2 separate regions of the Homo sapiens genome follow, and region 1 is linked to region 2. The links are chromatin loops, found by intact Hi-C in ENCODE. Cell type or tissue: MCF 10A. All regions are shown on one strand.

What was found. Peaks named below come from ENCODE experiments on the same cell type or tissue, not always from the same donor. Only the 100,000 strongest peaks of a DNase experiment are listed, where the experiment ranks them.
Region 1: it touches region 2 in a loop (2.5-fold over the local background); 6 of 110 quality-filtered maps call a loop at or near these places.

The regions. Positions count from the first base shown.
Region 1 is chr17:15,323,653-15,326,152 of GRCh38, reverse strand. All of the region lies in intron 4 of TEKT3 (tektin 3), which reads left to right. Among named protein-coding and RNA genes, the nearest start is that of TEKT3, 17 kb to the left of the region's middle. In MCF 10A, no CTCF peak of the experiment used is centred here; no DNase peak of the experiment used is centred here.
Region 2 is chr17:15,272,094-15,274,593 of GRCh38, reverse strand. No RefSeq gene overlaps it. Among named protein-coding and RNA genes, the nearest start is that of PMP22, 8.0 kb to the right of the region's middle. In MCF 10A, no CTCF peak of the experiment used is centred here; a DNase peak (open chromatin) is centred at 1,303.

The sequences.
Region 1 (2,500 bases), 52 kb before region 2:
TAACATCACTTACATTTTCTTAGTGACCCATGACATTAAAGATGACAAGCAGACTTTTTTCTTTGCTCTTTCCTTTCCTCTACTGTCTGGTTCTCTGAGAGAACTCTGAGTTGAAATAATATACTCAGGAAAGCTTTGGCTACTACAGAAAGGTTTTGTAATCTACTGTAAAAGTCACTGTCCCTATTGCCGGACAGGAGTGGTTAGAAATAGAACATTCTGAATGAAATAGTTTTGCAGTGATGGGTCTCCACTCTTCTGTTTCTTCTTTCCCAGGCTTTGATGAATCTCACAAGCCTTAAAATAATCTGTCACCTACTTTGTCATCCTAACTGGATAGGAATTTACCATCATCTCTCCTGTGGTCTTTTGTTCTCACTAATCCTGAGATGTTCTGTATGAAATAAATTACAAGGCAGTTCTAACAGCTTAACTTCATCACCTTGCCCACAAACACACTATGATATTTCCAACAGATTTTTTTTGGTACTTGGCTACATTTAGTGTTTCCATTACTTGAGTAGTGGCTCTCAAACCTGACTACATGTTAGAATCACCTGGCAAAGATTTTAAAAATATCAATGGCTGGGTCCCACACCCAGAGATGCTGATTCAAATCTGCAGTGGGGACTAGGCATTGATCTTTTTAAAATATCCCCCAGGTAATCTTAATGACTAGGCAGAGTAAAGAACAAGTGCCTCAGAAATTCAAAATATTGCTGAAAGAAATTAAAGATGACCTAAATAAATGGGCATATCATGTCTATGGATGGGAACATCCATAAACATGGATGTTCGTGTTAAGATGGCAATATTTCTCAACTAGATTCATAGACTCAACACAATTCCTATCAAAATCCCAGCTGACTTCTTTGTAAAAATTGGTGAGCTGATCCTAAAATTCATATAGAAATTCAAAGGATAGTGAATAGCCAAAATAATATGGAAAAAGAAGAAAGTTGGAGGACTCACACCTCCTGATTTCAACACTTACTATAAAGCTGCAATATGTAAGACAGTGTAGTACCTGCCTAACAATGGACACAATTTGAGAGTTGAGAAATAAACCATCACATTTACCATCTATTGATCTTTGACAATGATGCCAAGGCAATGCAATGGGAAGAGTGTCTTCAACAAATGGTATTTGGACAATTGGATATCCACATGCGAAAGAATGAAGTTGGATTCCAAATCAAACATACAAAATAGTTAAGTCAAAAGGGATCAAAGACCTATACATAAGAGCTAAAACTGTAAGACTTTTAGAAAAGAACATAGGCATGAATATTCGTGACATTGGAATAGGCAACAGTTTTTTAGATGTGATATCAAAAGCACAAACAACACAAGGAAAAGCAGATAAACTGGACATCATCAAAATTAAAAATGTATTTTGAAGAACACTAGCAACAAAGTGAAAAGAGTTGTATGTAGAATATATAAATAACTGTCACAATTAAAAAAAATCAACCCAATTAAAAATGGGCAAAGGATCTCACAATGAAATATGACTTCATACCCATGAGGATAGTTCTAATAAAAAATATAGAAAATAACAAGTTGGCTGGAATGTGGAGGAATTAGAACCCTAATACATTGCTGATGGGAGTGTAAAATGAGGCAAATCCTTTGGAAAATGCTTAAGCATGAATGACCCTGTATGATCCATAGGATCCAGTAGTTCTACTCCCAAGCATCATTCCAGGAGAAAAGAAAACATATGCCCAAACAAAAATTTGTGCATGGATATTTATAACAACATTATTCATAGCAGCCAAAAAGTAGAAACAACTCAAATGTCTATCAGCTGATGAATGGAAAAGTAAAATGTAAGATAGTCATACAACAGGTTATTCTGCCAAAAAAAAGGAATGATGTGCTTATCTGTTGCTATAACATGGATGAATATTGAAAACATTATGCTACATGAAAGAAGCCATCACAAAGGACCACATATGGTAATTCCATTTATATGAAATTTCCAGAATAGGGAAATCTATAGAGACTATAAGTAGGTTTGTGGTTGCTTATTATGAAAGGAGGCTTGGGGGATTGGAAATTGTGGGTGACAGCTAATGGGCACATGATTTCTTTGGAAGGTAATGGAAATGTTTTAAATTTGGTTCCGGTGATGATTATACAACTCGGCGAATGTACTAAAAACCATCAAACTGCACACTTTAAACAAGTGAATTATATGGTCTATGAATTATATCTCAACAAAGCTGTTTCTTAAAAACAAGAACCACTGCATTAGAGGTTTCTAGTTTCTAGGTCAGTAGCAGGGGGGTCCTTTATCTCAAAAACCTGACAGTGGTGGCTTTATCTCAAAAAACTGAATGTGCAATTAGAGTAATGGTTCATGAATTGAGGGAGGAGCTTCGGTCATTGCCAGTTAATTCAAGTAGTGAATGCATTCTGTGGCTTACTCAAGGTATTGATATTGGCATATGTTTTATTTTTTACCAAAGTAGGTCTTAATTTTTAGAATAATTAA
Region 2 (2,500 bases):
CTACTCAAAGTGTTGTTCCCACATGGGACCAGTGCCAATTCACAAACTTTTAAAGGGCTGTGGTGAAATGAGTACAGACAGTGAGAATAAAACTTTAGAACATTTGATAGAAATTTGATGTTGTCGTGGCATCCAAGTGCATGATAGTGGGCATGTTCCATCTCCCATGGCCCGCCTGTAGGTCATGTCACTGACTGTGATGAATTAGAAATAAAGAACAAACAAACACAGTGCTTCACCCCAGTTGGTTTGAGAAGTCCTCCTCGACACTATACCTCAGAGCACTCCACAAATCTATGGGACTCTCTACAGATCCATAGCGTTCTCCAGAGAACCACAAGACTCTCAGAAAATGCCTGAGAGTCTCTATAGAGTCAAGTGACTCCCAAAGAACTCCAGGAATCTTCTCAATCTCTCTGGCCTTAACCACTCTCCTCCTTTAGAGATGAAACTGAGCCAACTATTACAGTCCATTTTCAGGTCCCAGACAACCAGTGGAACAAGTGGAAGTCAATTTGCTACCGCCAGGGATAATCACCTCTGCCCCTGCTGGCATAGAGACCTATTTGCAAATCTAATGCATTTGGTGTCTAACCCAAAGTCCAGGATTGTTAATGTATCAGTTAGTGTTTGCTGGGTAACAAACCACCCCAAAACTTAGTGTGTCTTAACACAACAAATTACTCCTTTTCACAATATTGAGGGGTAGCTGGGCTTTATTTGGCATCCATTCTGGTCTAGATCAGGCACAGCTATTCTCTGCTGTGGTGGCTCATGTGTCTAGGACCTCAGCTGGGATGGCACAGGCAGTTCAGATCTCTCTCAGTGTTGCCTGTCAATATCCAGTGGCTTGTCCAGCCTTGCTCAGATGATGGTGGAAGGGTCCCCAGGAGCAACAGAGCAAATCCCAATGAGAATGTTCTTTTAAAGCCTCTGCTTGTGTCACACTGTTAATGTCCCATTCGCTAAAGGAGGTCACATGGCCAGGTCCAGACTCAAAGAGTGGAGGAATCAGACTTCACCTCTTGATGAAGGGAGCAGAAATGCCACATCACAAGGGGGCATCCTTACAGGGGTGGGGAGCATTTGGGGCTAGTTTTGCATGCTAATAAAGACTGAAGAGGCTGTGTGATGTTTGCTTTTAGCCTGTAGCTGTTGCTCAATAAATATCTATTGAATGAATATTATTTTAAAAGGACTTCAGTTTTCCTTTCCTTCACATAGTTGAGGTCACGATGTCCAAAATACACTTCTCCCAGACTCTGGTTCTGGCTGTGGGTGACTTTGGATGTCAAAAACACTTAGTCATCTTCTGTTTACTCTCTCATCGTGGAAGAAGCTGCAAAGGTCAGTGACCTTAGTAAAAGGAATTATATGACTTTTGTTTCCTTTATACAAGAAACCGCTGGCCTAGATGACGAACAGACATTTCAATGTGCAATTATTAAGAAGAGACCTGCCAGATTGGGTTCTATTGAGGTATTTGCACATAACATTGTGTGGAAAAGGTAAGGATTGATAATCAGACACTGAAATTGTTGGGTGAAAAGGGGTCTCTCAGTCCCCTGAGTGGGAGCATACCATGTGGACTGCCACTGGGCTTATGCACGGGCTGAGGCACCAGGTTATTTGATATAGCTCCAAGGCTGAGAAGTCCATGCATTCAGCCTCCTAACAAGTCTTCGCTCTCAGCTTGCGGGGTGAAGGTTTTTTCACAAGGCCTTCCAGTTGGGGGTGTATCCCTAGCAATCCACATGAACCACTTTCCCCTGGGTTCTTTGGAAGAAACTCTTCCCTGGGTGACGTGAGGAAGCTGGGAAGGCCTGTGTAATGAGGCCACCAGGATGCTTCCATTTCTCTGGAGGATTTCCTGCCCCTCCCTCATGTACAGATGGTGGCGGCCTTGCTGGGCTTCTGTGCCCATCTCCAGGTTCCTCTGCATCCCACCCCTCCCGGTCCATATGTGGGGATTTGTTCCAGGAAGGGATCTGATCAGAAAAGAAGACAATAAGAGGCAATAAATTACAACAAACTTTATTGGTGGGCCTTGGACAGGGTTTCAGGATGGGGAAAATCCTTCACAGCTGGGGATCTTTCAGGGGCCACTATGGAGAAAGCTAAAGAGAAAAGGGAACTCCTGGGGCAGGGAGACATGGAGACAGGGCTTATTAGTTTAGGTGATACCAACGTCACTCAGCAGTGTGGTGAGGAGTCTCCAGGTCAGAAAGCTCCGAAGGGCCATAGCAGCTTGGAGTCTTAGAGCCACAAGGCTCTATGGTATCCAGGGCAGCCGATGCGAGTAAGATTTCATGGGGCATGCAAAGCAGGCAGGTTCCAAGCGGCTAACAAGGCTGCTTGTTTGAGCTACTTTAAGAATAACTGGATGTGTAAAAATTTGAATTTGAGGCCAGTGGGCTTTTGAGCTGATGGTTCCCAGCCTGCTGTGAAGAAATAAACTACCAAGTGGTCAATACCCAGAGGCCATCGTGGGCTCATTTAT